Regions from separate parts of the Homo sapiens genome. Here region 1 is linked to region 2. A link is a loop called in an ENCODE intact Hi-C map of the cell type or tissue named here. Cell type or tissue: PC-3. All regions are shown on one strand. Links, peaks and the distances in the headings refer to the core of each region. The heading gives the core; the rest is flanking DNA.

Evidence for each region. Hi-C counts contacts between places; a loop is a spot of excess contacts. Peaks named below come from ENCODE experiments on the same cell type or tissue, not always from the same donor. Only the 100,000 strongest peaks of a DNase experiment are listed, where the experiment ranks them.
Region 1: a loop joins it to region 2, with 3 times the contacts of the local background. A loop is called at or near these places in 3 of 110 quality-filtered maps.

What each region holds. Positions count from the first base shown.
Region 1 is chr12:27,255,379-27,271,936 of GRCh38, forward strand. The region is part of intron 1 of STK38L (serine/threonine kinase 38 like); the gene reads left to right. Among named protein-coding and RNA genes, the nearest start is that of STK38L, 19 kb to the left of the region's middle. In PC-3, for the core only: no CTCF peak of the experiment used is centred there; a DNase peak (open chromatin) is centred at 6,643; H3K4me3 peaks cover 366 bases; H3K27ac peaks cover 972 bases.
Region 2 is chr12:27,183,629-27,200,186 of GRCh38, forward strand. It overlaps the pseudogene LOC124902904. Among named protein-coding and RNA genes, the nearest start is that of STK38L, 52 kb to the right of the region's middle. In PC-3, for the core only: no CTCF peak of the experiment used is centred there; a DNase peak (open chromatin) is centred at 7,263; H3K4me3 peaks cover 1,451 bases; H3K27ac peaks cover 2,010 bases.

The DNA.
Region 1 (16,558 bases), core at 3,234-11,233, 72 kb after region 2:
ATTTTTTAGAACTTACACAAGATATTGGACTGACAAAGCCAAAAACAAAAATACTTAAGATTTTAGCTTTTCTGTAATAGTGGTGAAAAGTTATTTCTCAGATTGTAAGAAATACTGTCTTGAAGTTTTTGATTGATTTTCAGAGTTGAAAGATGCTTTAGAGGTCATCTAGTCCAACTCTGTTGTGAATTCCCTGTACATCATCTCCAACAAGTGGATGTTTAGTCTTTGCCTAAATATTTAAGTTCCTTGCCTAAAGACAAGGAACTTAACAGATCATAAGATAGCTAACTTTCATTCCCTTAAATGGTTAATGTGCTCTTTTGTCCCCAATCCTCTTCTCACTCCCTGCACTGTGAGTGTGGGTGATCTCATATGCTGTGATATCTTCAATAACTTCTCTGCAATGATGACTTCCAAACCGGTATATCTTGCTCAGGTCCCCGTCCTGATCTTAAGACCCCATTGTCCATCTGTCTTCTAGATATCACCACCTTTGGTGTGTTCCATGGATAACTTGGATTCTGCTCACCCAGAGCTGACTTTATCTTCTCCCTTCACAGAGCCATTCTTGTGCTCCTTAGCTTTCCCAGTGCATGGCGTTGTTCTCTATTTGGTTCTTAAGCTGTAAACCTGGAAATCACCCTTGACTCGTCCTCCTTGTTTATGACTGACATCTAGTCATTTTTTAGGTCTTCCTTAACTATGTCTTGAACTCTGCCTTTGCTCTTCCTCCAGTGCCAGAATATTCATTCAGGTGCCCAGTGATTGAACTAGCCATCTTTCCCTGCTACCAGTCTTGCCTTCTTTCAGTCTGTCTTCCATGTGGCTGCCACAATGACTGTCCTAAACTTGAATCTCATTATGTAACTTTCATCCTTAAAATTTCTAGTGACTCCCCATGGCCTCTTCCAGGCTCCTTAGTGTGACACATGAGTTCCTTTTTAGTTTTCCAGCCTTGTCTTCCATCACTCCCCTACTCACCTCTCCAACCACACTGAACCACTAGCTTTCTTGTACCTTCGGTCTCACACACTACTTTCTGGAATGCCCTTTCCTATACTTCTTGGGTAATTCCTGTGCTTTCTTTGGTATTCTGCTTAGGCATCTCTTTCAGGGAGGCCTGCCTTGACCTCTTACCTCTGGCAGGGTTAGGTACCTCTCCTAGGCTTTCTGACAGTGTCTAGTATGTATTTCTTTTATGTTTTTTAAATATCCAAACTACAGTAAGAGGTAATAATGTTGGGCATTTACTATATGTCAAAACTTAATGAGCATTTGCTATGTGCCAGGCATAGGACAGTGCTAACTGGAAAGTGTTTCCTTATATAATTTTCAACTGGTTCTCATCTCAGAATTAGAGATAATTTTATGTCACTGCAAGAGTAATATTTGAAGATGGCTATCTAACATCTCTCTTTCAGGCTAAGTATCTTCATTGAATTTGTTCAAATATGGATTTCAGACCTCTTGCCTTCCTGGTCACTCCCCTCCATGTGTTTTATTTTGTTTTCTCTCTTAAAATATGTGGTTCCGTTTTACATCAAATAGAATTGTCATAAAGGAACATAGGGCTTCTCAGATGGATAGAAGCTGGATATGGATTGTCATATTTAAGGTATATACCTCACTTACCTAGGTCGTTAGCTATGAACATTTTTCTGAACATTTTCCAGAAGTCACTAGAATTACGGGAATTTACTTATAGTTAGCAAGTGATGGAGAGACTGACACAAAACCAAGAATGCCAGTTAGTGAATTTATTAATATAACTGTGAGTGGAACAGAAGCTTATAGTTTGGTGAGCACACTCTCATCACTATAGGAGAATCTACAGGGGAAGCCAGCCCATGTAATCAAATGGGTAATCTTAATGGGGAGTGTCACTAAGTCAGGATAACCTGATGGAGAGTCTTTATAAGGATGCAGCTGTCCAGCGCTGCTCTGGGGATATGGTCAGTGTGCTTTCACCTCAGACAGTGTTGGGGTCACATAGGCAAAGTCTTCCTTGTTAAACTCCTGCTCTGCCCCCACTACCTCAGATTAATATAACCTCCTTCTGTCAACATAGTTGACAAGGTTTCAGCTTTCTTAATTCACATTCCAATCCTGTCTCCCAGAAACTATAACCTACTCACTTTTGACCAGACTTGGGTATCCCCGGCCCTTTTCAGTCACACATTTTCTTGGAATTACTTACAGTGATGGCTAAATTCCATCACTCTATTTGATTCAGGCTGGTGTTACTCCCAGAGGATGACTTAATTTTCAAATTATGAGGACATTTATTTTGCCCTTTGTATGACTATAGGGCATCACTAAGTATTGAATAATTTCTCCAGATATGAGCCAACTAGTACAGTGTAGAGTATGGCATTCACCTTCCTTGTGCATGACTTTATTTATATGTGTGTGTCAACTCAGCCCAAGATTAAGATTGTATAAATTTTAGGGGCAGCCATTTCACACTTTAATTTATGTCAAGCTTTTTTTTTTTTTTTTAAGTGGAGTCTTGCTGTGTTGTCCAGGCTGGAGTGCAGTGGCACAGTCTTAGCTCACTGCAACTTCTGCCTCCCGGGTTCAAGTGATTCTCCTGCCTCAGCCTCCCAAGTTGCTGGGATGACAGGCGAGTGCCACCACACCCAGCTAATTTTTGTATTTTTAGATGGGGTTTTACCATGTTGGCTAGGCTGGTCTCGAATTCCTGACCTCAAGTGATCCACCCACCTCTGCCTCCCAAAGTGTTAGGATTACAGGCATAAGCCACCATGCCCGGCCTATGTCAAGCTTTTATTTGAAAAAACTCTTTAGTTCTTTCTTTAAAAATGTAATTTAAAAAATATTTTAATAAAGACAGGATTTCGTTATATTGCCTAGGCTGTTCTCGAACTCCTGAGCTTAAGCAATTCTCCTGCTTTGGCTTCCCAAGGTGCTGGGATAGTTGCCTTTTTGTGTGTGTGTTTTGAGATGGAGTCTCACTTTGTCACCCAGGCTAGAGTGCAGTGGCATGATCTCGGCTCACTGCAACTAACTGCCACCTCCTGGGTTCAAGTGATTCTCCTGTCTCAGCCTCCCAAGTAGCTGGGATTACAGGCCCCTGCCTCCATGCCCAGCTAATTTTTGTATTTTTAGTAGAGATGGGGTTTCACCATGTTGGCAAGGCTGGTCTCGAACTCCTGACCTCAGGTGATGTGCCCGCCTCGGCCTCCCAAAATGCTGGGATTATAGGCGTGAGCCCCCGTGCCTGGCCTGGTTGCTTTTTTATGTATACAACAGTTTTCACAATTTGTATTTAGCATTTGATTTTTTTAACCCAAATATAATTCTTTACATTTTCTCTATTAAATTTTATTTGTTACAGTTAATATTCTGTTAAAATTGTTTTAGATCTGACTCTGCTCTCCTTTTTTTCATTATTCTCTCCAGGCTCTGGTCATACCTACATTTTGATAAGGATGTTGGAAAAACTTTTATCCAGATCATTGGTAACACTATTGCCTAAGCCCAGTGAATATTGCAGAACTTATTTATGAGCATTCTGAGTTTTGTTATTTAATTGGTTATGTATATGTGTTACTCAGCCCATCTCTCTTCCTCTCAGAAAGAAATGGAGAGTGGAGCTTGTTAAATACCTTTCAGAGCATCACATAGATTTGTCTTATAGCTTTGCCAACAAAAGAAATAAAGTTACTTGGCAAGACTTGTTCTTCCTGAACCTACACTGATTCTCAGTGATTGCCCATCTTTGTCTATTCAGAAACTGTTTTATAATCATCTAGGATTTTCTTCCGGCTGAATGATAAACACAGAGTTAATCTTTTGCCATGTTCATTTTCTTTTGTTATGTTTGTGTTTTTTCCTCACTCTGAAAGATGGAGTACTTTGTCTCCTGTCTTAACCTCTTTGGTCTTCCTGACTTGTTAAAGAGTTATAGCATTCAGCAGAATTCCCATGCAGGCTCACAGTAGACAACTGGTCAAGTCAGATTTGCAGTGTGTCGGGGGCAGGTCTTTTATGGCCGCTTCACGTGTCATGGGCATCAGTTCTTTCATCCTAACGCGCCACTTTTTGCTGTCGTTCTCCTAGACTGAGAAGAGAGGCAGGGATTGAGTGATGGACACTGGACTGGAAGTTCTCTTTTATAAAATAGGCGTCATACCTACCTCTCCAGGTAGAAATATGTAAAAGGTCTTTGTAAACTGTGAGGGGGTATTCAAGTGTAGAATTTTTAAAAAGCAAAATAGAAGTGAAGGGTTTCTTTCCCCCCCTTTTTTTTCCTATCATGTATTAACTACACCATTTACCTTAACCAACGTACTCAGCCTTTTGTGTATACCAGGCCTTTTGTAAACTTTCTCTTCCAGACATAAATTCAAAAGTCCTTTTTGTAGCCCTTGCTGATTTTCTTAAGTTCAGCTCATTGTGGACATTTTACTTCCTGATACCATCCTGTGTTTCTTTTATAGGCATCCATGTTATGTGTCCCTCCTTTCTTTTTCTGTGTCTTTGAAAATCTGAGTTCATTGAAGAGCTCTTTGTGCAGCCAGTCTTTTCAGAATCTTCCCATTTTCTGTCATTAATATCCTTTGCAGTTTATAGCCAGAACTCTGTTTCTTATATCAAGTTTTAATCTTTTTGTTGTGACTAGAAGAAAGAGGATAGGAGCAATACTGGTTTTATGTCAGTCTGTCCATCACTTGTTTGGTTATACAAGTCCCCCACCACCACCACCACCATGTTTTTCTGACTCATTCTCCTTCTTTGTCTCTTTTTTTCATCTTTCTTTTCTGGATTCTTCTTGTGATATAACTAGGAATTATTCTAAAGCTCACAAGTTTCAGTCTGGTACTTTATCAGATCATGTATAGATATGGAACATTTCCCTTGTTATTCTTTTAAATTCATTTTCAATTTATAATTTACTTCCAACAGAACAAAATGACACTGTCTTCAGGGCAATAATCATGTTTGCCTTCCTTTGTATTTTTCTCATAACATCTAGTGAAAGTAGGTATTTAATACAAGAGAGCATTTAGTGAAAGGGAACCTAATAAGTGTGAATTCTCATGGGCATAATTCAGGAGTAATCCAAAGTCCTTACTGTCTTTGCGGGGTTTTACACGTTCTTGCCCCTGTCACCTCTCTGAACTCTTTCTTACCACTCCCCCTCACTCTCTCTGTGCCGTACTGAACTCCTTGCTGTTTCTTACTGCATACCTCTGCTTCAGGGCCTTTGCACTTACCATACATGCTGTGTGGTACTCTCCTCCCTTCAGATTTCTAAATCATTCTTTTTCATCTCATTCAAACCTCCTTCTCAATGAAACCTTCTGATGTCCTTATTTAAAATTGTAATGCCTCTCCCAGCCCCTATACTTTCTTTCCATCCCCTCGCCCCACTAGAATATAAGATCCATAAGGGCTGGTATTTTGTGTCATTTGTATTTTTATACGGTGCCAGGAACAGTATCTGGCACATAGTGGATGCTCAGTAAATATTTGTTGAATTAATTAATCAAGGCTAGTTTAACTAGACTTCTGTTGTTGAGAGCTTCCTAAAACAGATGACTCATCTTTCTTTTTTGAGTCTCAGGCAGGACTTACTTTTCTTTTCTCTGAACATTTTGTAATTTTTGTTGCCTAATTGTGTCCCATGTTTCCATTCCCAGCTATTGTAACAAACTTGAAAATTCCATGGTAAATTGCTCTCCGGTTTCCCAGTACTTCCATTTATCATCGAATTTCTTCCCAGTGGTCACATTCACATCCAGAATATTTCTTTTCCTATTTGAGAGGTGGAAGGGTTAGCAAGGCATTTATCAGAGACATTGATTTTATCTGTGGGAGAATTCTAGCGGCTATCCCAAAAGTTGAAGTCCCCATCACAGCTTATTTGTGTCAGCCTCAGTCTCTAGAATACCAGCAATTCTTAATGCTTCTACTTTCCTTGCTTTTGCCCTGTTCTAGTGCAGAGTCCCATTTCATCAAATCTCAGTGATGCTTAATAGTATCATATTAACTTATTTGTAAATTGTCAGTTTTCTTTCTTTGTTTAATACCCATATTCTGGGCATGGGTTTCCACAGACCTGAGACCACTTTGTTGCTAACACCTTTCCCATTTGTTTTTCTGCAACAAATAATTGACCCAAGCTTTCCCATTATTTTCAGTTTTCTTTTTCAGAGCATGCCCAGCCAGCTTCTTTCATTGTTACAGTAATATCTGAACTTTTTGTATCTCTTCTTCCATTTTCAGCTTAAGGTCTACTTGATCAGTTAATCAAAATTACATAGTGATTAGAAAAAGCTCAAGATCCATCACCATTTTAACTGTGTGACCTGAAACAAATTTCTTAAGTTCTTCTCTAAATTTGTTTTTGTATCTGTAAAATGGGGAGTGGAGAGCAGTAATGCCTGCTTCTTGAGTCATTAATCCTTGCTTTCAGAATTGAGTGATATGAAGATGATGATGATAAACTTTTATGTAGGGTTTACTATTTGCCAGATGTTGTTTTAAAAGCCTTACATATTATTAACTAATACAGTATATATGGCATACAGTTCTGTTTATTAGCATATGCATGGCATGTGGAAGCAGTCAGTAAATGTTAGTTTTTATTAGCAGCAGCGGCAGCAGATCTCTGGGTAAACATTCTTTTCTTAGTTTTTGCAAGGTATACTTCCTCACCAGTGAAAAGTCTGTTACAGATGATTGTATGCTGTGGTATGAATCAGACGTTTGTGTACCATTTGTACCATTTTTGACGCTATTCATTTGCTATAAGAAACCACAGAAATCTCACAATAGTCCCTTCTCTTAAAAAATTATATTTTAGGATTAGAGCCCAGACAATAATAATGCCATTATTGAGAAGCCAGCCATTACACACTGAAACTAAATACAAATTATGTCTTTAAAGTAAAATTTCAACTTTTAAAAATAGAAATTTTATTGAAAATTAGTTTTTATAATTTACATTTAGTAAATTCCATATATTTTCACTGATTCAGTACAAAATGTTCAAATCAAAATACCTATTGAGAAAGCACTATAGAAACTTTGCTAGGTATTAACGTTAAAAATCGTAAAACATTACATTTTCCATGGCAGAAAACTGATAAAATCATTGAGTAGTCAATTTCTGAAATGTTTCTTAATTTTAGAATAATATGGGTAAACAGCCAGGTGCAGTGGCTCACACCTGTAATCCCAGTGACTCAGGAGGCTGAGGTGGAAGGATCACTCGAGGCCAGGAGTTTAAGGCTGCAGTGAGCTATGATGGCACCACTGCACTCCAGCCTGGGTGATGGAGTGGGACTCTATCTCTAATTAAAAAAAAAAAAAAAAGGAATAATATGGATAGATGTATTTAAAGTACACTAAGAATAAAACAAAATATTTGTTATATGTAGACTCTGAGAATTTTTTTTTTTTTTTTGAGATAGAGTCTTACTCTGTTGCCCAGGCTGGAACGCAGTGGTGGGATCCCAGCTCACTGCAATCTCAGCCTCCCGGGTTCAAGCGATTCTCCCATCTCAGCTTCCCGAGTAGCTGGGATTACAGGCGTGCACCACCATGCCTGGCTAATTTTTGTATTTTTGGTAGAGATGGGGTTTCTCCACATTGGCCAGGCTAGTCTTGACCTCAGGTGACCCACCCACCTGGGCCTCCCAAAGTGCTGGGATTACAGGCGTAAGTCACTGTGCCCAGCCAAGATTGTTTTGATAGAACACTTTGTGTCTCTCTCACCTTGTATTTAGAAAAGTTAGAAAATAAAGGATAATGTATATAGAAAGCTTTTTGAAGACTCTTAAGGAGTTCATAAATATGGGGCACTACGACTATGCATATGAAAATATTTCTTATCAGTTGGCAGTTACCACCTCTTACAGTGGCATGAAACCTCTTGAGTTAAACCAAGGCTCAGTGAGATTTGGTGATTTAGGTAGTATCACTTTATGAACAAGCAGGTCTTTTATTTTATTACACTTCTCTTTGACATTCACTCCAGTTAAAGAACTCTTTCAAAAGACCTCATGCCTGGTCTCATGGAGATTGAAAGGTGTTTGAGTCCTTCCTTATTATCCCCTTGGAAGATGCTTTGAGGACCCCAGTGATGAATCGCAAGAACTCTGTCTCCATTATCCCTGGTATAGGGCACCTCATCACTCTGGTGTTATCCCTAAAGGGCCTTCATCATAATGTGCTTAAAGAGTCCCCTATTATGTCCTTTAGGATGGAGCTTTGACTTGCCCAAATTGCTATGTACATGTTAAAGAGAGGCTGGAACTGAAGTTGGTCATTTCTCACTGGATCAGTCAACAAGATTTGAGTACTTTCTGTGTGCTCTGCATCATTCTGAGTACTTTGGGGGACAGAATAAGGCGTGGCTCCTGCCTTCAAGGAGTGTGGAATTTAATAGAAGATGACAACATACATGACTGTAAATCTGTCTACGTGAGAGTGCCTAATTGTGAGATTCCTAATAAATGGCAAGACATGTTCTGAAAACGTGAAACATAAATGAGGCTGAAGAAATTGTGAAAAGTTTAGCAGAGGAGGAATAGTTCGTCAGGTTCTTTAAATACAAGTAAAGGGGAAAGGAAGGACCATTTTTAAGTTTAGATATTCCAAGGGTTAGTGGTGAGGTTGATTATGGTATGTCTTCTCGTTGATGAGGGAGGAGACTGGTGAATAGTGGAAAATAAAGTTAAATGGCTAGGGTGGGGCCAAATTATGGGCTTTAATAAAAGCCAGGCATAGAAATTTAGATTGGGATGGTAGAAAAAGGAAAGCTTTAAAAGTTTTTGAGCCAATGAATGACATCATACAAGTTCTATGAGCAATGATTTCAGGATGGGAGAGAATGGCATCAGGAAGACCCACTTGAATGCTGGTAAGTAATGTTACCAACAGTGCCATTAGTAACATTAATGTTACTAGGGCCTGGACTGATATGCTGATGGAAGTGAGAATGAAGAATAAGGTGGGATGAAAGAGATTTTGAAAGAGGTTTTAAAGAACCTGAAATGGGAATGGGAGAGATTAACTAAGCCTGCTTGCCATGGACAGCAATGGGGTTGCTAGAAGATTAGCTGTGGGGAAAAAGTTATGCATTTACCTTTGGGCATAATTAAATGCAATTGACTCTCCATATTCATGGGTTCTGCATCCACTGATTCAAACAACTGTGGAACAAAATTGTCAGAAAAAACAATACAACAATAAAAAATGATACAAATAAAAAACAGCATGGTATACCAACTATTTATGTAGCATTTACATCATATTAAGTATTAGAAGTAATCTAGAGATGATTTAAAGTATATAGGAGGATGTGTGTAGGTTATATGCCAATACTACACTATTTTATACCAGTAACTTGAGCATCCATGGATTTTGGTATACAAGGGGGATCCTGGAACCAATTCCCCATGCATATCAAAGGATGACTGTATGAGTTATCTGTAAAAAAATGTTTTGGTTGAAATGTTTAGAAAACAGCTAGACAAGACTGGCTGTTGGATGACAAAAACATAGGACTAGGAAATTCAGGTATGCTACTCTTTTTGAGTATTGTTTAAAGCCATAGGAAAAGAGCTCTCTGTGAGTTCCAAGGCAGATGCAAGGACTGGCATTCATGCACAGCTTCTAATAGATAAATCTGAAGAGTTCTTAGTATGCATGTTGACTGAAATTACTTTAGAAGTAATTTTTCTCCTGGTGATAAAAGGCATGTAAGGCTGTTTTAGGAAATTGAAAAATGCAAAAAGGTATGAAGAAAAAGAAAAGATAATCATTAATAGTACTTTAGTAAACAAGATTTGACTAAAGATATGGCTTTCCTTCCGCTTGTTTTCTTATGCATATAAAGGGATAGGAAATATGTATGTGTGTATGTGTGTGTATAGGATCGTGCACTATATATAGCTTGCTTCTTTTTCCATCATGATAATTTTCCCATGTCATGAATTATGGCTTGCAAGTGCTATTCTTAAAGGGCTGCATTATTTTTCATTATTTGGATTTATTGTTATTTAATTGGAGCTCTATTATTGAACATTTAGATTGCTTCCAAAATTTTTTGCTGTTATTAATATATTGTAATAAACTTCTGTGAAACACATACTCTTCACCTGCTACTTACCTATGACTTCTGTAAGCAGAGACCTCTGTATCCCCAGGACCTAGAAGGTTACCTGGACATAGTAGTTGCTTAATTAAAAAAATTATTGATTGAATGAAAGAAGACTATTAAATGTTCAGTTCTTCTTTTTTTATTCTGATTGCCTGTGTATCCAGGGGCCTCTTATTTGGCTGCATGTGTGAGTTTGGCTGTAATGAAAGTATTGGCCATGTATGACCATAAACAGGCATTCCTATTTCTGTCACAGTTATATTTGTCATTCTGTATTAATATATCTGTATCCTGATTTCTGTTGAAGCATGATTAATTTTGTTTGCTTCTAAGCAATGTAGCTACCCTATTGATGCTGATAAAAATAAATTTCTGAACCTATAAGGCTGAGGATTGGGCCTAGGTTGTGGTAAACTGGCAAGATAATGGATGCTACCCTCTCAAGAGCCCTCTGAAGAGAAAAGTCTGCTACCCTTCACCAGGTAGAAACTCCTGACAGTGCCACATTTTCCAGTTTGACTCCCTGTGATACCCTGAAAAGACAGATGTTTGACTCTTTTCAAATAATATTTTAACATATTTTAAGACACAAAGGCATTGTGTCAGACTTTTTTCTTAAGAATATATATTGTTGCCACTCAGAAGTTAGCTTCCAAAAGAAATAAGTGTGTGCAAAGGTTTACGATAGTGGTATAGAGAAGTTTTTAAAATAAATGTGCATCTTTTCCTATAGTAATAAAAGCACATTATGAAGAATTTTGTAGGTCCAGTCCACATATTCCCTGTGCCTGGGGAAAACTTTAGTAGAAAATTAGATAATTTATAATTTGATTCGGGGAAGTCTAGTGGAAAAACTTTTTAATGGAGCGATCCAATTTGAAACATGAATATCTGTGCTGGAAGCTTCTATTGAACTTTACTTAAGTAACATCTAAGACCCTCTCCCTGTCAGTCCGCCATTACCCTAACAGTGGTAGAAATTCTTTATATTACACCTAGATCTTTTTTTGTTGCACTTTTAAGCTGTGTAGGAAACACATTGCCCACATGTTCATACAACACAGAGTGATTATCCACTTAGTTCCTAAAAAGTTGTATTTAGTTATGGGGTTTGATCCCACTTGTCCAGGATTTAGGTCAGCTACTGAAGATTAGGATATCTGGGTACCTCTTACTGGAGAATCCATTCCTGTTTTCATTTCATTCCTGGGGGCAATATTCAATCTGGTGTGGCCCTCTGTGTTATAAAATGTTTCCCAGATTGTGTTTATCTGAAATACAAATCCAAGAAGAAGCATGGTGTTAACTGCTGTGTAAAAAAGATTCCGGAGTCAAGAGCTTGAGAAGTTCTGTTCCTTCCTTCATAGGTTCAGTTGTTTAACCCAGCATTTTTCAAACGTATTTGACTCCTAGAACCTGTTTTCCCTCAGACATATTTAAGAAAAAAGCGTTTTGTAGAACACATTGGACAAATGATACTTTATATCATTGCTTTGTTTTTTAAATTTTAGTTTGACTCAATTTTACAGTTTCGGGTTTTTGTTTCTGTTGCAGGTTTTAAGCTCTTCTTTTATAAATAGTTACTTTCCTAGTCTGAAATCTATACATTGTTTCAGTAATGAATTCATTATGTAAATTTGCCCATCATTCATCTAAAGGGAATAAACGTTAAATTGTTTTTTTAAATTTTGACTTGTGTCACATATGAGAATATAAAGTATATCTGTACAATAAAGGAAAATGAAACATCAAAGTATCTACCTCAGGTTAAGAAGCAGAACTTGGCCGGGCATGGTGGCTCACACCTGTAATCCCAGCACTTTGGGAGGCAGAAGTGGGAAGATAGTTGAAGCCAGGAGTTGGAGACCAGCTTGTTCAATAAAGGAAGACCTCATCTCTAACAACAACCACAACAACAAAAAATCAGCCAGGCACGGTGGCATATGCTTATAGTCCCAGCTACTGGTGCAGGCTCGAACTCCTGGTCTCAAGCCATCTTCCCACCTCAGCCTCGTGTTCTAGTGAACATTGTTATGATGCAGTGTCTCCTATTCTGCATGTGCAGGAGTATTTTTACAGTATGTACCTGGAGTGGAATTGCTTGGTCATTGGGCATGTGTGTGTTCAGCTCTATTGAGTGGCATCAAACTGTTCTCCAAAGCAGTTGTACTAATCTATACCCTCACCAGCAGTGAATAGTCTTCCCATTGTTCTTCCTCATTCGAAACTAGATATTCACAGCCTTTTAGGTTTTTGTTAGAGTATGAAGTGGTATCTCTTTGGGGTTTTAATGTTTATTTCCCTGATTAGAATTGTAGTTGAGCATCTTTTATTATGTTTATGGGCCATTTATGTTTTCTCTTCTGTGAAATTCCTATTCGGGTTTTTTGCTCATTTTAAATTTTGTTGTTTGTGTTTTTCTTATATAGGAATTCTTCATGCATTCAAGATGCATGTATATTGTTCAGAATAGTACCTGAGACATAGAAACAACTTTGTAAGAATAGCTATCATTGTATTACCATTGTATTTAATCCTTTGTTTTTATGTGTTACAATTATCTTCTGCTAGTCGGTGGCTTATTTTTCATTCTGTGATGCTAATTTTTTTTTAATTATCCTGTAAGTTTTAGGGTACGTGTGCACAATGTGCATGTTAGTTACATATGTATACATGTGCCATGTTGGTGTGCTGCACCCATTAACTCGTCATTTAACATTAGGTATATCTCCTAACGCTATCCCTCCCCCTTTCCCCCCACCCCACAACAGGCCCCAGTGTGTGATGTTCCCCGTCCTGTGTCCATGTGTTCTCATTGTTTAATTCCCACCTATGAGTGAGAACATGTGGTGTTTGGTTTTTTGTCCTTGCCATAGTTTGCTGAGAATGATGGTTTCCAGCTTCATCCATGTCCCTACAAATGACATGAACTCATCATTTTTTATGGCTGCACAGTATTCCATGGTGTATATGTGCCACATTTTCTTAATCCAGTCTATCGTTGTTGGACATTTGGCTTGGTTCCAAGTCTTTGTTATTGTGAATAGTGCCACAATAAACATACGTGTGCATGTGTCTTTAAAGCAGCATAATTTATAATCCTTTGGGTATATACCCAGTAATGGGATTGCTGGGTCAAATGGTATTTCTAGTTTTAGATCCCTGAGGAATCGCCACACTGACTTCCACAATGGTTGAACTAGTTTACAGTCCCACCAACAGTGTAAAAGTGTTCCTATTTCTCAACATCCTCTCCAGCACCTGTTGTTTCCTGACTTTTTAATGATCGCCATTCTAACTGGTGTGAGATGGTATCTCATTGTGGTTTTGATTTGCATTTCTCTGATGGCCAGTGATGATGAGCATTTTTCCATGTGTCTTTTGGCTTCATAAATGTCTTCTTTTGAGAAGTGTCTGTTCATATCCTTCGCCCACTTTTTGATGGGGTTGTTTGTTTTTTTCTTGTAAATTTGTTTGGGTTCATTGTAGATTCTGGATATTAGCCTTTTGTCAGATAAGTAGATTGCAAAAATTTTTTCCCATTCTGTAGGTTGCCTGTTCACTCTGATGGTAGTTTCTTTTGCAGTGCAGAAGCTCTTTAGTTGAATTAGATCCCATTTGTCAATTTTGGCTTTTGTTGCCATTGCTTTTGGTGTTTTAGACATGAAGTCCTTGCCCATGCCTATGTCCTGAATGGTATTGCCTAGGTTTTCTTCTAGGGTTTTTATGGTTTTTAGGTCTAACATGTAAGTCTTTAATCCATCTTGAATTAATTTTTGTATAAGGTGTAAGGAAGGGATCCAGTTTCAGCTTTCTATATATGGCTAGCCAGTTTTCCCAGCACCATTTATTAAATAGGGAATTGTTTCCCCATTTCTTGTTTTTGTCAGGTTTGTCAAAGATCAGATGGTTGTAGATACGCGACATTATTTCTGAGGGCTCTGTTCTGTTCCATTGGTCTATATCTCTGTTTTGGTACCAGTACCATGCTGTTTTGGTTACTGTAGCCTTGTAGTATAGTTTGAAGTCAGGTAGCATGAGCCCTCCAGCTTTTTTCTTTTGGCTACATGTTCATAACCATGACATATTCATGTTGCATATGTTCTGTGTCATAACCCAGACCTTTCTATCTTTTTTTATTTTTGAAATGGAGTTTTGCTTTGTCACCCAGGCTGCAGTGCAATGGCGTGATCTTGGCTCACTGCAACCTTTGCCTCCTGGGTTCAAGTGATTCTCCTGCCTCAGCTTCCCGAGTAGCTGGGATTACAGGCACCCACCACCATGCCCGGCTGATTTTTGTATTTTTAGTAGAGACGTTGTTTCGCCATGTTGGCCAGGCTGGTCTCGAAATCCTGACCTCAGGTTATCCGCCCACCTTGGCCTCCCAAAGTGTTGAGATTACAGGCATGAGCAGCTGCACCCGGCCAACTTTCAATCGTAAGTACCCTTTTTTGCTGCTGTTTCTTTTTTTGAACCCCAGGAAAAAATTAACTCATTTAATCCCGTATTCAAACTGCTACAATTTTATTTTCAGTGTTGTCGCCTGATTGTAGATGCATTTGTCTCTCCGAATGTACTGGGATTATTTCGAAGACAAAACATTTTTGGCACTGTGATTTCAAAAGTTTAATCTTAAGACTTTAGGAGCTACCTGAAATCTGCAACAATTGCCTATAAGAGATCCAAATGAATCTTTTTTTATTTTTTAGTTTGGAGACAGTGTCTCCATCACCCAGGCTGGAGGGCAGTTATGTGATCACGGCTCACTGTAACCTGTACCTCCCAGGCCCAGGCGATCCTCCCACCTCAGCCTGCCAAGTAGCTGGGTCTACCAGTGTGCCACCACACCCAGCTGATTGATTCTTATTTATTTATTTATTTATTTTGAGTCTCTCTGTGCATCCAGGCTGGAGTGCAGTGGCGTGATCTCAGCTCACTGCAACCTCCACCTCTTGGGTTTGAGCAATTATCTTGCCTCAGCCTCCCGAGTAGCAGGGATTACAGGTGTATGCCACCATGCCCAGCTAATTTTTGTATTTTTAGTAGAGATGGGGTTTCACCATGTTAGCCAGGCTGGTCTCGAGCTCCTGACCTCAAGTAATCCACCTGCCTTGGGCTCCCAAAGTGCTGGGATTACAGACGTGAGCCACCGCACCCAGCGCTTTTAAATTTTTTTTTATGGAGACAGGGCCTCGCTTTGTTGCCCAGGCTGGTCTTGAACTCCTGGGCTTAAGGGATCCTCCCACCTCCACCTCCCAAATTACTGGGATTATAGGTGTGAACCACCATGCCTGGCTTGAATCTTAAACTATGATTTTAGTTGAATCTTTATGATGTTATTTGTAATATGTAACTTGCTGACCAAACTATCTATGAATTACTTCCTTTGGCTTAGTAGAGAGATCCTAATTATCTTTTGGTAGATTTTTCCACATATTGGAGGATGACAAAAGGGACATGTTAACAGTGTAATTGTAAAGGTACAGTGATGATAGCAGTGATAATGATAATGATAATTTCTTCAAATTGACCCTTATCATGAATCAGGTACTGCCCTAAGTGCATTACATATATTAACTCACAACAATCCTTTTGATCTATGAGAAAACCAAGGCGCAGGCAGATTTAGTAACTTGTCTAAGATCACACAGCCAGCAGGAATGGAATTAGGGATTCAAAGTCAGCCAGTCTAGTTGCACAGTTTTAGACGTAGATTCATAGGTATCTGAAGAAATACTAATTCATTTTTAGTTTTAAAAGAATTCACCTAAGACTTTGTTTTTTAAATGTGATGATGAGAGAATGGGAAAATACATTTTCACTGTGGTTGGTGGGGTCCAGTACTTTTAAGGAAGGAGCAAAACTTGGAGCTGGAGTTGCCTAATGGAAGTGTATGGTGGATCAGGCTTTCATTATGAATAGTTTTGGTTCCTCATGAGTGGATGCTGGCCTCTGAAGGATTTCAGAAAATTCATAGCTTGTAATTCAATTTCCTATATATGCCATATGCAGATGTTTGGGGGGTAGTTAGTAGAGAATGGTTTTAAATATTCCACAGAGGACTCCGATTGGTTTTTGAGCTTGGATAGTTACTGTGCAGTTGAGATAGAGCCATTCTAAAAGACTACAGCTATTTGGGAGACAGCTAACCATATTTGAAATGTGTCTACTCATTAGCTTTATTTTTGTATTTTTTATTTTGAGACGGAGTTTTGCTCTGTCACCCAGGCTGGAGTGCAGTGGCACGATCTCGTCTCACTGCATCTTCCGCCTCATGAGTTCAAGAGATCCTCCTGCCTCAGCCTCCCGAGTAGCTGGGACTACAGGCGCACACCACCGTGCCTGGCTAACTTTTGTATTTTTAGTAGAGACAGGGTTTCACCATGTTGGCCAGATTGGTCTTGAACTCCTGACATCAAG
Region 2 (16,558 bases), core at 3,309-11,308:
TGTCAGAATTTTCAAAGCAATTCTGGACAGGGGAATGTTTTATGCTACTAAGGTCTTACAGCATGGAATATCCTCTCTCAGAGCTCTATATCTTGGAATGATTCCAAAAGACAGAAACAATATGGTTGGCACCCCTGGCTTTGGTATGGCTGAATACGTTAGGCAGATAACCTTTTTTTGTTTAAGAGTCAGGGTCTCGCTCTGTTGTATAGGGTAAAATGCAGTGGCTCAATCATAGCTCACTACAGCCTTGAACTCCTGGGCTCAAGCAATCTTCCTGTCTCAGCCTCCCAAGTAGCTGGGACTACAGGCACACACTCCCATGCCCAGCTAATTTTTAAAATTTTTTGTAGAGACGAGGTCTTGCTATGTAACCCAGGCTGGTCTCAAACTCCTGGCTTGGTCTTCCAAAGTTCTGGGATTACAGGTGTCAGCCACTGCACTTGGCTAAATTACCTTTTATTAAACAGTCCATTTATTGAGTTAGAAAACACAGCCAACCTTCACCTGACCTGAATCAGATAGTCAGAGGCACACGGCCTCTCACATGCCTTTATACTTCTCTCTAATAAATACCTGATTATTGCACCAAACAGCAACCTGGTATGTTTTTGGACAAGTCTTTGAAAAAAGTATGTCTTCCTAGTTAAAAATGATTATTGTACTGCTGAAAACTGGGAAACCACTTACATAAAATATGTGTATATATGTGTATTTTCCCACAGCATTTTCTAATGAGAAATCATCTTAACTAATCATCCAGGCATATTATCAAAAATTGAAGAAGGGAATATTGACATATGAAGAAGCTAAGTGGAAGAAAGCAATACAATGAACAAAGGAGGAAAAGTCACAAAGATCTCTGATTTTAGCCGACAGAAATACACCATTTGTGTATTCCTCGCTGGAGGAGGGAGGACCCACTTTCAAGATGGTTCATTCACATGCCTGGCAAGCTGGCAGGAATGCTGGCCAGTGCCGGCTACAGCTGTTGGCCAAAGGGGATGATCATCCTCAACATGGCTCCTCCATAGCTGCTTGGGTCTCTTCGTAGCTTGGCAGCTGAGTTCCAAGAGGGAAGAATTAGAAGTTTCCAGTCCTCTTAAAAAGCCGGGCCCAGAATTATCACAGAATCATTTATCCTGTATTCTATTGGTCAAATCAGTCTCAGGCCTAAACAGATTCAAGAAGGAAAAGAAATAGACCCCAACTCAGGGGTGGGCTGGGATGACTTAGAGAGTGACAAAGAATTTGCAGTTATTTTTCATTTATAATTCATTTGTTTATTAATCCTCAGCAGTTTTAAATGTATATATGCAGATGTGTATATGTTTTCTTTTTACAAAATTTAGATCATACTGAAAAAAGTACAACATGAATTTTTATTGTATCACAAACATTCTCTCAAGTCATTAAATATTCTTGAAAAATTGATTTTACTGGCTGTATCATATGGATTTGCCATAATTTATTAATGATTAAAAAATTGTCTGGAAATAAAATACCTTTTAAAATGCAGTAAATTGCTAATAGTTCTATATCCATGTGGTTCTATTATGCGTGATTTGGATTTTTTTATTGTACACTTTTCTGCATTCCTATGTTTTCTACAATGACATACACCGTAATTTTTTTTTATCCCTTCAGGTGCTACTGTCTTCCCGTCAGTCTGTGTTACCCCAGAACCATCTCTGTTCTAAGCCAAGGTGTGGAAGAAGCCCTTCCCATAATTCTGCTAAGCTTTGTCATGCAATCTCATGGTATCTTCATCAGACATCTGAATTGAGCCTTGAAGTGTGAGTAGGAGTTCATCAGGTGAGGGGTAAATGTAACACTTACATTTTGCCAGAGTCTACCTCTCTCCCAGATTGACTTCCTTTTCATAGCTTTATGAAATCAGTTATACCATTTGATGCTGGGGTTGCCTGCCTGCACCTCTAATCTTGGTTGGGGCCGGAAACTCCCTGCTATTGTAGCAGCAACCTCACATCACTGCCTCTGTCACCACCAACCACAGCTGGAGCAGGAGTATGAACTGGATACTGTAAAGGAAATGCCTGTGTGACCACCACTGTGAGAACCTTAGCATTTGAGATGGACCTTGTGGCACTGCAGGCCACGGGCTCTTGCACAGTATTTATAATCAGTAAAAAGAAGTTAATAATAGAAATGGCATTGTATCTGGAGTCTGATTCATAAATCTTGCTGACTATAGGCCAAAAACCATTAAGTTCTGACTCAGTGTCACTCAAACCAAGAGTGTTTGAAACTAAGGGCTCCAGAGCTCTGAAATGCTAAAATGTCTTTCTGTGAATAATGCTTTCCTTGGGAGCAAATCAAGAAATACTCCCAGTGTGTTGGCAAGTAGTCTTTCCAGAGGCCAACATTAGGAAATTCAGACTGCCCTGTTTAAAAATGATAGAGTATTGGTATTTCAATTCCTTACACAATGGTTGATTAAAGCTAATTAATATAGCATATGTTTGCAGTTTTACCCCAGAGGCCATGATAAATCAGGTACAGTGGTAACTTCTCCTTGCTAACGTTGACATTTCCCACTGCTGTGGGTGGAGTGCTCATGGACCTGAGTATCTGTGATAAATGGCACGAATTTCCTTAGAGAAAAGCCACGCCCTACATCAGATTATTATTCTTTAATCCTGTACATTTGGGTAGAATTTTTTTCAGGGCTTTTATTTTTAGGGCTTATTTAGAAATCTAGAATGAGAAAATGTTTGTCTCAACTCTGAGATGTGTATGTATGCGGGTGGATATGTGTATGTGTTTCCTACTTCTGAGTCACGCTGTCCACAAGGGACAAACCTTAAGGGGGCCCCATTATGTATAAAACACTGTGCTGTGTGCTGAGCCAAGGTGCCACTGCTTGACCAGCAAAGCACCTGGGTCCCCATCTCACCAAGTGGATGCATGGTCTCCTCAGTCCTGCACCATGAAGAAAGCCTGGTCAGACCAGCAGAGGTTCCTTTGACTCAACAATCCTTTAAATAGTTATCCTGACCTTTCCAGAAGCCCAGCCTTCTGTGGGATGTGTTAGAAATTGCAGCTATCCTCAGCTGAACAGCTTGTGGCTACTTCTTAGCCTTTTCTCAGACCATTCTATCCTTGAATATGTCCAGGGGCTTTCACCACCGCACTAGTTCTAGCTCTCCCTGACATCCTCATCCAGTAGCTGCCATGCCTGCCACCCCACTCCATTCATATTATTAATAGTTTCTTATCGCAGCTATAATAAATTGTCACAAACTTGGCAACTTAAAGACACAAAAATTTATTCTTTTGTAATTCCAAAAGCCAGAAGTCTAAAATTGGTTTCACTGGGTGAAGTCAAGGTGTTGGCAGGGTGCTTCCTTATGGAGACTCTAGGGGAATATGTTTCCTTGCCTTTTCCAGCTTCTAGAGCTGTTTTCCTTGCACTTTTTGGCTCATGATCCTTTCTTCTGTCTTCAAAAGTGGCAATGTAGCATCACCTTCAAATCTCTATCTCTCTCTACCTCCACCTTCACATTACCTTCCCTCTTAGAAGAACCCTTGTGATTACATCAGGCCCACTTGGCTAATCCAGGACAATCTCCCCATTTCAAGATCGCCAACTTAACCACATTTGCAAAATCCCTTTTGCCATAAATGTAACAGCGACAGGTTACAGAGTTTAGGACATGGACATCTGAATGTCCATGGTGAGGCTGGGAGCCACTATTTAGTTTAACAAGTCATTTGGTGCTGGCCAGCTGCTGTTGCCTTAAGGCACCTAAATTAATCATGCCAGTGTTCCTGCGGAGGGCTCTGAAGTATGTTAACACATATGTGAGGTGTGACTTTTATCCTAGAGAAATAGTACATGACAGCTGGAAGCAGAACATTGTAGCAGTCTCTAGAGTCAGACTATCTGGATTTCAATTCTAGTCCCTGTCTCTTAACCACTTAAAAGCTATGTGGCTGGACATGGTGGCTCAAGCCTATAATCCCAGCACTTTGGGAGGCTGAGGTGGTGGATCACCTGAGATCAGGAGTTTGAGACCAGCCTGACAAAATAGCAAAACCCTGTCTCTACTAAAAATACAAAAATGAGCCGGGAGTTGTGGCATGCCTGTAGTCCCCGCTACTCGGGAGGCTGAGTCAGGAGAATCGCTTGCACCTGGGAGGCAGAGGTTGCAGTGAGCTGAGTTCGTGCCACTATACTCCAGCCTGGGTGATAGAGCAAGACTCCATCTCAAAAATAAAAATAAAAATAAATAAATAAATAAACAAATAAATAAATAAATGCAAGCTCTGTGACCCAGGGAAAGTTACTTGTTCTCGCTAAATCTGTTCCTCATCTATAAGCTGACATCTGCCTCCCAGCATATTGTTAAGATAAAATGAGGCAGTGCTTATAAAGCGATTAGTACAGTATGCAATATATAGAAAAATATTCAATGATTAGCTCTTATTACTATGAATAGTCTGTTTTCCTTAAAAGATAAAAGCAGGAGGTTCAGAAATATTAAGTGATTGATCTTTGCCTCATCCCCCCACCCTCAGCCTCAGAAGCTATAAATAGAGCAAAATCCCAAGTGAGACACTGGAGCTATTTGGACCCAGCTGAGAAACCCCTTTCCCCCACCTCCCCAAATGCAGCTGATGTCACCTCACCCTACTGCAGTTCACACCACTCCAGAAGGGCCTCTGAGCCATGCTCCTTCCTTTCTCCTTCAGTCTTCCTGAAGGGAGCCAATGCCTTGACATCCATAGTAGTTGCCATTGACCCATAGGTCCTTGCCAATGTCCTGCAGTGCTCCCCACACAGGCCCTCAAACCCATCTTGGCGAATGCTTGCTGCAGCATTATTTTGATGAATGGTCAACTGCTGTAAATCTCATTGCTGCTGCCTACTGGGTTTGGATGTCTAATTTATGTTTCAGAATTAACATGTCCAAGACCAAACTTTTGAATACCTCCAACCCAACGGCTCCTTCCTGGATGATTCTCATCTGAAAGAATGGCGTCACCATACTTGCCAGCTGTCACTCAGGACAAATAGTGGCACCACCCAGCCTAAGGCACCATCATCTCACATCTGGAGTATTGCTACCTAACAACTCTTTCTACTTTCTTTCTCTTACAATCCCTCCACAACATGAATTAGATAATGTCACTTCACCATTTAATCCTCTCCCATGGCTTACCATTATTCTTAATCAAAATCCAAAGTCCTTATCATAGCCTACAAGTCCCTGCAAGATGTGGCCCCTGCCTACTTCTCTGATCTCATTTCCCAATATTTTTTGCTCACAGCTCTTTTTTTTTTTTTTTTGAGACAGAGTCTGGCTCTGTCACCCAGGCTGGAGTGCAGTGGCATGATCTCAGCTGACTGCAACATCCACCTCCAGGGTTCAAGCAGTCTCCTGCCTCAGCCTACCAAGTAGTTGGGACTACAGGCATGCATCACCAGGCCCAGCTAATTTTTGCATTTTTTCTTGTAGAGACGGGGTTTCGCCATGTTGGCCAGGCTGGTCTTGAACTCCTGACCTCAAGCAGTCCACCCGTTTCAGCCTCCTGAAGTGCTGGGATTATACGCGTGAGCCACCGTGCCCAACCCGGCCTTCTTATCCCAGGAATACCCTGAGCATGCTCCTGCTTCAGGACCTTGGCCCATGCTGTTTCCTTTGCCTAGAATACTCTTCCCCCTAGATAGCCACATGTTTTGTGTCCTTACTCCATTCAGGTCTTCTTCAAGTGTCATCTCCTCATAGAGGCGTTTCCTTACCAACCTATGTACAAAAAGCATTCCCATCACTTTATTTTCTTTAGAGTGCTTATTATTACATGACATTGTATTATACGCTGTGCTGTTTATTATCTTCACTCCCACTAGATGGAAGCTCCATTTTCACCATTGCATTTTCAGCCCTTAAAATGGCACTTGATTCATAGTTGGTATTTGATACATATTTTTTAATTGAAAAATTGCTTTCTATGTGTAGGCAGTGTTCTACATCTTTTATAAGTATTAATTATCTTAATCTCTCTAATAGCTTTATGAGATAAATACAATTATTATTATTATTTTGAGACAGAGGCTCACTCTGTCACCCAGGCTTGAGTGCAGTGGCACGATCTTGGCTCACTGCAACCTCCGCCTCCTGGATTCAAGGCATTCTCCTGCCTCAGCCTCCTGAGTAGCTGGAACTACAGGCGCCCACCACCATGCCTGGCTAATTTTTGTATTTTTAGTAGAGATGGGGTTTCATCATGTTGGCCAGGCTGGTCTCAAACTCCTAACCTCATATGATCCACCCACCTCAGCCTCCCAAGGTGCTGGGATTACAGGCGTGAGCCACCGCACCCAGCTAGTAAGTACAATTATTATCTTTCTTTTAGAGATGAGGAATAGCTTCCCTTCTGAACAGGTTGATCTGCAAGCTCCCATTGGTACATGATCACCTTTCTCTATATGTATGTAGAGCATTGTGGAATAGGTCCTTTTGTGACTATATCTCTCTAGTCCCAGTCTAAGCATGCTTTTCCTGGGAAAGATAACTTGCGGGATTGCATGAGCTCTGCTACTTCTGTGTTTGTAAGGTTCCCTCTGGTAAACTGTATTTTGCATTTGTATCATGTGTCATGAATGGAGTATATGTTCATATCTCCTTTGCACAGTGGTTAGATATTTCTGTGTTGGATTACTTTTGTCATTCAAAAAGAAAGCATGACCCTAAACCAATAAAGCATGCCTTGAGGGTAAATATTGTATTTATAGAAATTCTTAAAATGGATTACAATCCAAGGATACCCTGTCTCTCCTGCTCTGTGCCTAGCCTGTAACTGGCATTCTACTACCTAGAAGAGTAAGCTGGTTAACACATCCCTTGGCTTGACTCAAAAACCACCTGTGTCTGTGAGTGGACTTTCTGGAAGCTCTAACTTCTTGCTTCCCATGTGGGCTCCAGTGAGCACTAACTTCACTGGAAGAAGGTGTTTGGAGGAAAAGTCCAAATCCCTTCCTAAGAGATCAATACATCTGAATGAGATACTGATATTTTTCCCCTTACCATATATGCCCAGAGCCTCTTTTTTCCGGAAATTATTTCTGCTAGTTCTAAGTCATTTGGTTTCTTTGATTTCTTTCCCCCTACCCTCCTAGGATTACATTTGAAATCCTTTATTTTTATTTGCTGTAAAAATGTGGGTCAAAGAATTCCACATTCCAGTTTGTTCCCATCATCCCTTACAGCTATTTGCTTTGTGGGTGTAGGCCAGTTTTTGCTATTTTTTTTTATCTCAAACAGCAAGTCCTTTTAGAGGCAATGTTGTCATCCATTGGTTTTTCTGCAAACAGTCTGCGTTCTTTGGTATTTCTTAGAATCATTTAAAATTTCCTGTTGGATAAGATTTTGTTCTACTGAAATTCCATTTGCAATGTTTTTCCTGTTAGTTTAAAAATACACATATACACACAGAGAATCTTTCTTTTCCACCATCCACCCTTCTTTCCATTGTTTATTAGCTTTGGCTACAGAGGCGTTCTAGAGTTTAATACCATCCAGCTCTGTCTCACTGACAGGGATGCTCATGCTACAAGGAGAAAAGTCCTAGGAGAGGAGCAAGTGCAGTGGAGCTGAACTTTAACATGTGAGGTGTGGAAGTCAGGAGGTCAGAACAAAACTGGCTGCTGCTCTGCTGTGTGGTGGGCAGGGCTGTTTGTCTCTGGGAGGTTCTCCTGAGGTGATTGTTGCCACTGCAGCATCGTAGGAGAGTAGAAGTCAGCAATGGGCAGGTTGGGGCAGTAACTGAGAAGCAGAGCCATTAACAGCCCAAATCCAGTCCTGGTGCAAATGATAATGAGATCTTTACTTTTCTTCCTTTTCTTTCTCTCATTCCTCTCTCTACTCCTCACCTTTCCTCTCCTTGGACCCTCATACTGTCTTATTAGCTCTCTTCTTTAATGTAGAAGAAAATGCTGGCATGAAAATGCACTATTCAAAGACTAAACTGTGTAATTGCAACAGAAAATCTGGTGCTATTCAGGACAACAGGGGCAGCATAGCAGAGCTGTCCTGTTAAGCTTTGCTCTACAGGGCAGGTCATGACTGTGGTGTACTTTCCTTCTCCTTAATTCCAGTCCTGACCCTTGCAAAGAAGTAAGAGGTAGATGAGTTGAGAAATATTGCTGGGATGTAAGTCTGCTGAGTCTCAGAGTCCATCTCTGCTTTTGCAAGCCTCTTCCATAGACAGGCCCCAGTTCTTTCCTTTAGTCACACTGCGTGCGCATCATGTGCCAAGTATTGTGCTGGGGATATAGTGGTAGTCAATATAAAAACAATGCCCGCCCTCATATACCAGCAAGGTACAAAAGCTGTTGAGGTAATTGCAAGTGTAAGTAGTGTTGCCCAAAAGCATATTAAGGATACAATGGAAGCGTGCAGTGAGAGAGCTGATCTGGTCTCCTTTATGTGTAGGCTTGGCCCTGCCTACACTATCATCAGCCCTTGTCCAGCTGCTGACCCTTAGAATCTGACTTGCCAGCAAAGACCTAGGAAGCCCTGGGCATCCATGTCGACTGGACAGATAACAGCCTTCCCCAGGCACCTACCATGTTAACGCACTATGTTTGCACTTTGATCATTTCCATAGCCCTGCACTCTAGTTCTTTTGCCCTTTCAAATGTTCTTAGTTCTTGCCAGGTCCCTCCCCTATAAAACCAAGTCCTTTCTCTGATACCTTCAGCCACTGGCTGGGCTCTGCTGGGATTGACCCACTCTCCATCCACCTGACTTTGATTCTAGCCTGTCACTGGAACTCCCACTGACGTGTCCCACACTTTAGATTGAACCAACCTGTCATCTAAACCAAACCACGCTGGGCCTGGACCACAGAGTTTCCAGAGCTCCTTCGGTTCACCCTCAGTCCTTACTCTTCTGGTTCCTGGTTTTTCCCTCTCCTCTTTCATTTTGCTGTGACCCAACAGCAAAGTTTGTGGCTAAGTCTGAGAGTGACACTCTGGGCTTGTTGGCAACTGAATAGCTATTGATTTGTTCTTTCTCCTTTGCACACATTGTTAAGTATTGAATAATTAGTCAACAAAAATATCCTGAGAGCCCACCATGCACTATTCTGAGCACTGAGGAAATGCCAGTGAACAAAACAAAGATCCCTGAACTTCCACACATGCCCATCCATTCTGTGTGTGCTCTCTGTGAATGTAGAGCTTGAAAATCAGAGGGACTCTGACATGAGATCAGTCAGGCCCTCTACTCAATGTACAAGACACACTGTGCTTCCAAATCTCCAAGTTTCTCAAGACCAAGGGACCCAGGTGTTGCCTTATTTCCATGCCTCTCACTTCCACTACTGAAAATAAATCCAGCCAGGCACAGTGGCTCACATCTGTAATCCTAGCACTTTGGGAGGTTGAGGTGGGAGGACTGTTTGAGACCAGCCTGTCTCTACAAACATAAAAAAAAATAATAAAAAATTAGCTAGGTGTGGTGGGTGCGTGCCTATGGTCCTAGTTACCCAAGAGGCTGAGGCTGGAGGATCACTTCAGCCTGGGAGGTCCAGGCTGCAGTGAGTTGTCATTGCACCACTGCACTTTAGCCTGGGTGACAGAGTGAGACCCTGTCTAAAAAAAGGAAAAAAAAGAAAAGGAAATGAAATGAATCCCCATGTGGACTGTTTCCAAACCACCCTGCTATAAGCATGACGTCAACTCACAAATTGCTGCACCAAGTTTATAAACTACAACTGATAAATGAGTTTCTGGCTTGTAAATCAAATAATTGCCCTTTGAGACTTGCAGAATGGACAACACAGATTGCTCATTGCTGACACAAAGATTCTAAGCTAAGTTTTCTAATTTCAGAGACTTTAACCAGGCTATTAAGGGAACACAAACTTGACTTTCTCTCTAATTAAAGCCTATTATAATATAATAACATAGCTCACTGCTGGATAAATACTCCTTTATTTTTCACTCCAACAGTACCTAATTTGGTGGCACGGACACACACACGTTCTATATAGGGCTTATAACCTGAACATATGTGTAGCTGTCTTTGCATTTTTTAGCTGTTTTGTTCTATGTTTTGCCTCTCTTCTTAGTTTCAGAGTTCACTTATTGACTATGATAATTACTGAGCAAACAAATATGACCTATTAAGGGCAATTACTGTTAAGCATAATTTTTAAATCATGCCCTAGGACCAAACACTTTTCTTGAGCCTTGAGACAAATGTCCCACATGCTGGCTGAGTAGCAAAAAAGCAGAGGTTGGGATGATCTCCTGGGTGCTGCCAGCAAGCACAGGAATGTGCCAGTGATGTCAGGCAGAGCAGGGCAGGCATCAGATAGCTGGAGTGGGGAACTGGCCATGTGGTGTGATGTGAGAGATTTCCAAAAAAGGTCCTGGACTGAAAAAGTCCTTCCTCTCTGCTACAGACAGGGGCTGTGATTGTTGGAATGAGTGTGAGGTAAGCCTCACCACTCCGACTTCTAGCCTGTGTCTGCCAACATCTCATTCAACAGGATGTAAATCTGGGGAGGAAGCCTCTGTCCTCAGGCTCCTGGCTCCTGGCTCCTGGTATGGAGCTAAGAGGTTTCATGGTCTGTCCTGGCTCCCAGGCTGATGTCTGTGACCTCCACAGATGGAATCTGCCTTCTTTTATTCCATTCTTGTTTTCCCAAACATTTAGCAATGCCTTTTAAGAGCACATGTTGGACACTGAGAACACATGGCAAAATTATATGTATGTCCCTTCTCTCAAGGATCTGATGAGGATTTAAAAAAAATAAACATTTTTAAAAAGAAGCAAATGAGGAGGATCTTTGTGGTGACCGAATACTTCTGTGTCCTGATTACAGTAGTGGTTTCATGAATCTACACTTGATAACATATCAGAGAACTATATACATTGTTTTAATGTCAGTTTCCTGGTTTTGATATTGTACTATAGTTATATAAAATATAACCATTGGGGGAAACTGCGTGAGGGTACAGGGGACCTCTCTGTACTATCTCTGTAACTCTCTGTGACTCTAGAATTATTTCAAAATAAAGAAGTAGTTGCTCTCATTTCCATGTTTTGCCCAAGAACGTAGGTTAAGGGAAATTTAATGACTTGGTTAAAATGACAGAACAGAGTGTGAGCGTTAAGCAAGTGCATATTTAGGTCAAGTCAGGGGGGAAACCTGGACTGTTTCTGTAGATCTGGGAATCATCAGCCTTGACATGATAATTAATGGTGTAGAAGTGGGTAAGGCCACTGGTGAAGAAGGTTGGAGAGCTGAAAACAGCATCATCAAAGAGGTGAATAAAGAGACTGAGATGGGAGGAGCCAGAGAGAAAGGAGAAAAATCAAAAGAATCACTCCAATGGGAGTCCAGGGGAGAAATGAATGTCCAGAGTCAAATGCTGCTGAAAGGGCAAGAGGGATAAGGACTGGTGTCCTCTGACTTCTGCCACAGGGAGATCACCTGTGACTGATTGGAAATGAATGAGAGGAGACTGGAGGCCACATGTCTAAGATACTATTTCAATAAACTCTGGTGTAAAGAGCAGGAGAGAGACAGCACAATAGATGGAATGGGATGTGGATTTGACCGAGAGTTGTTTGTTTTAAGATGGGAGAGAGGAGGAGAGGGACAGCACAATAGATGGAATGGGATGTGGATTTGACCGAGAGTTGTTTGTTTTAAGATGGGAGAGAGGAGGTGAGAGAGACAGTCGTTGAAGACTCACGAGGGAGACGAGGCAATCAACTGAGGAGAGTGGCCAAGCAGCTGGAAGGGACAGGACCAAGAATAGGCAGAGAAGTTTGGCCTTAGATAAGAGAGAAATGCATCCTCTAATGAAGAGGTGAGGAGGGAGAAGTGATGGGTATGGATGTGGGCGGCATGTTAGAATTGTTGGCAGGAACTTGGCAAGTTCCATTCTGAGATCTTCAATATTCCTTTGTGAACTAGGAGACAAGGTCATCTGCTGAGAGTGAGGAGACAAGAGCATCAGAGATTTGCAATGATGAGAGGAATTTTGAGCTGGTTGTAGGGAGGGGGGATGAGGGTAACTAGGGTAACACGTCAAGGAGACTGGAACAGGATGGCTGCAACATGTGCTGTTGGTGCCCCGTTGAATCCCCTTGGCACTCATGGTTCAGGTACAAACATGCTGACAGCTTTTTATTGCAGGCACCTACAGCTTTGCCTGGGGGGTGTTCTCTAGCTGGGAGCTTGTGTGACTTGTGCATAAGGCAGCCTGGAATAAAAGGGAGTTAATGCCACCGAGAGCCATTCTCAACCAATGACAGAGAGAAATATGGGGGCCAACTCACAGGTGGGCTCTTGGAGGTCTCCAGTGGAACTGAGCCCACTGTAGTAATCTGCTCATCAACACACCCTGTGTTGGTTTCCTCCACTCTGTCCCGTTTCCCTCTCCGTCTCTGTCTCTCTTCTCTCTCTCCTGTTCATTCTTTTACTTGGGTTTATCTCCAAATAAACCACTTACATTCAGATCCTTGTCTCAGGCTCTGCCTTTGAGGGAACTGCACCCAAGAAAAGGGCCTAGTCGGAAAGGGCCCGGATAAGTATCATTATACTTGTCTACCAAGATGTGATCATCTAGCAGTGCTTGGCAGCCTAGGTATGAAAAACAAAAACAAAGGATAGGAGCTTTTGTTGCAGATGCAGTGAGAATAATGAGGCGAAGGTACTTAAAATATTGGCAGGAGAAAGTGTGAAATGATGGATCATTAAGTCTAAGATGAATGGGGGCGTGGATTAGAGGACCTGAAGTAAAAAGGGAACAAATGTATTATGACAGTTAGGCATGCCAGTTGAGAGGATAAGAGACTGTGATTAGAGAGAGGGATACCTGATTTAGTAATGTTAGAGATGAGGCAGTTTGTGTGTACTGTGGCCTTGAGAGCATGTGACTGTAGAGTATCAATCTACTGCATTTTATTGAAAATGAGGCATTCAAAATTTCCTGAGACTAGAAATGGGATGATATGTCCACACAGATATTTAAGTAACCTTGGATGATAGTGGTTTGAAAGACTATATGTCAGTTGCCAGAGTCTTTAATTAAGGGTAGAGGCCAGGCTCAGCAGCTCATGCCTGTAATCCCAGCACTTTGGATTCAAGGCAGGAGGACCGCTTGAGGCCAAGAGTTTGAGACCAGCCTGGACAGCATACTGAGACCTTGTCTCTACAAAAAAATAAACAAATAAAATTAAGCTAGGTGTGACAGCGTGTGCCTGTGGTCCTAGCTACTTAGGGGGCTGAGCTGGGGGGATCACTTGAGCCCAGGAGGTCGAGGCTGCAGGGAGCTGAGATCACACCAGTCGGTGACAGAGTGAGACCCTGTCTCAAATAACAATAACAATAATAATAATAGTAGAATGATCAGAAACTCTGCTGATGAGGAAGGATAACAATTGACATCATTGAATAAATGGGCCTCAAGGTATCAATAATTGAAGCCATCTCTCTGTGTTTATATATTCAGCTTTTGAAACCCGCAATTACTTTTGCACCAACCTAATAGATTTGCGTCACTCTTTTTAAGGGCTGCATAGTGTTCCATGGATGCTTAGACCACAATTTACTTAGCCAACCCCTACTGAGGAACACTGAAGTTGTTTCCTGTTTTTCAAAAGTATAAATAAAGTGTGAGTACCTGTTTTCAAATTTGTATTATCTCTTTGGAGTAAAGTCTGACAAGTAGAATTGTTGCAGTGAAGAGTCTGCACATCTTATGTTTGATACTTCTTGTCAGATAGCCCTTTCGAGAAGTTGTGCTATTTTATATACCCGCGGAAAAAACACAAAGTGTGTGTTTCTCCTAACCATGTCAATGCATGTGTTTGATCAATTTTTAGAGATCTTTGCCAGTCTGATAGATGAAAATCATTTCATTATTGTTTAATTTGCCTTCTGAATATTTGTGAATTGAACATTTTTCCATGTTTGTTGACCATTTGCATTTTTAATTTATCTGTGACTTATACCCATTATTTTCTATTAGATTGTTAATTTTTCTTGATTTATGTAAGCTCTTTTATTATTGTGTGGATATTAACCCTTTGCCTTTGGACAGTATTGTTAATATTTTCCTGAGTTTGTCATTTGTCTTTCAACTTTGTGTATGATTTTTTTGCCACACAGAAGTTTTCAATTGTACTCAACATTATTTATCATTATTTTTCCCCTGTATTATTTTACTTTTGTGTTTTAAAGTGTTCACATGTAAATTTTTAGCCTGTCTAATTTATTTGGTGCAATGAGGTAAGGATTTAATATTTTCTTGCTAATTACTAGCCAATCTTCCCAATATTTTTTAAAGATCCTGCCATTTCTTCAGGGATTTGAATGCCACTTTTCGTCACATACTCAAGTGCCTAGGTCTCCCCCATCCTCCCACCCTCTGCAATCCTGGGCCTCTACCTAGTGTCAGAGTGTGAGCCCCAGCCCAGCCCCTAGCTCAACAGCAGCCAGGGGAATTGAGCAGTGTCTCAGATGGAGTCCGGGAAGCAGGGGGAGAGGGTGGGATGGCTGTAGCATTGCAGCAGCACTTGGGGAACAAGACTGACTCACACAGTGACTGGAACATTCATGGGCGGCTCCTTCGAAGCACAAAAATAAATGGGTATTTAACAGCAAAGTGGCAGACTGCCTAGGCATTTACTCCCTGGACTGCAGCACTGGGATGAGGGCTCCTCCATTCTGGCCATTGCTTTAGGTGCTGCTATGATTGCCACTTGCAGCAGACCTATCCCCTGATCACAGCTCCAGGATCTGCCTGGGTGAACATTGATCTCTAGCTGGAATCAGAGGGGACACCCAGATTCTGGTGCCCCCGCCAGACCCTGCTCTAGATTATTTCCCTCCCTTTGTTACCGCTTTCAGGAGCCATTGCCTTTCTTTTGGGCTGTCAACCTGTATACACCGATTCTTCCCTCTTTTCACTCAGTGGCGCTGTGGCTTCTCGTCTAAGAGTGGCTAGTCTACAAGTTTGAATACACCCTTCTAAATCCTCACATTACTTTTTCTAGGGACAGCTTCCTTAAATCCTTATACAATCATATACTTCAAAAGAGAGTTATATTTAGTGTTTCAAAGGTTAAAATAAATAAAACAATAAAGTTTAATCTGTATTAAGGCATTCTGCTACATAAATTCTTGAGCAAAAAATATGTTTATAATTGGGGAGACTTAACCATCACTATTGCTCCTCGTATCATTCCAAGAACCTCAGTGACATTGGTGCTGCTTCTGCTGGTGCTCAGCCAGTGGAGTTTACTGCTGGTCTCTCCATCCCCAGAGCCTCTGTTGCTCCAGTACCCAGAGGTGGGTTACCCATCCCTAAAGTCCTTTGAATTCAGCCATTATTGCTATTCCTGCTACTGTCTTCAATCACCAAGCCCAACCTACCACCCAAGTCTCATGTTTATTGATGTTGTAAGTCCTTGCGTTTGGAGAAGGGGCAGAAGGTGCAACCTACCCTACCCTCTTCTTTGTAGGCCTAGGGCTGCCACAGATGTTTGTGCAGTTTGAGCCCTGCGCAAAGGTGCCTGTCTGAGGGGCAGACGGAGGCTGAAATTCAGTGCTCAACACAGGAGTCCTGCCATCTTGCTAGGGTAGTGAGTGGGTACTGGGTCTGCCTCAAGGAGGGCATGACTTTCTAATTTGCACAAAGGTCCTGTATGGGCTGGCAGCAAGCAGTCCTGGGGCAAGACTTGGAGAAACCATAAGGCAGCCCAGAGTTTTAGCCTTTTGCATTAGGAAAATAGACCAGCCCTCTCACAGTATTTACTGGGAAGATCCATTTTAGGTGTTAAACATTTTAGGTACTTGTGAGTTTCTCTCAGTCCTTGCTGATGGGAAGCCATTGGCCACTCATTGACTGTACATCAAACAAATGTGAACATTTACCTCTTCTTCCCTTTGGCTGAGAGGCATCTGTCAGAAAGAGGCTCTTCATTAGCCCTCTTTCTTGTCTTTCCAGAAGCTTAAGAATTTGTTTGTAAATAGGATAGCCCACACCCTGAAAAAGAAGACAGAGAACATCTATGGAATTGTCAACTCAATACCCTTCCAGCCCCCTTCTCTTAGGAACTGTCACTCCTCCTCCATTTCTCCCTCCCCTTTACACCCACATCTATGTTAGAGGCTGTCATTTTCTTATATGACCACAGCTCCTGTTGGGTTTGACTCAACTGGGGCTCAAAGTTTTTCTCTGGGATTTTTCTAATTAAAATAAAGAGGGACTGTCCCTCTCAAAGAGTAAAGCTATAAGGTGAAAAAAGGGGGAAAAAGGAAGTTGTGTATGGTTAGGTTTGCTTTCTGGTAGAGAAAGTTGATCTACAATGAACAAGAATGGGAGTAGCACGTAGAAAGAGGCAGAGATTCCAAACAGAGAAGAAGGGAGTCCTGGCAGCCGTCCAGTTCTTGGTTCCCATAGTTCCTTGAGGCCTAGCTGCATTACAATTTTCCCCATCATTTGGTTACTCACCTCCTTCTTGGATTTTCTAAACCAGCAACCCCCACACCCTACCCCATTTTG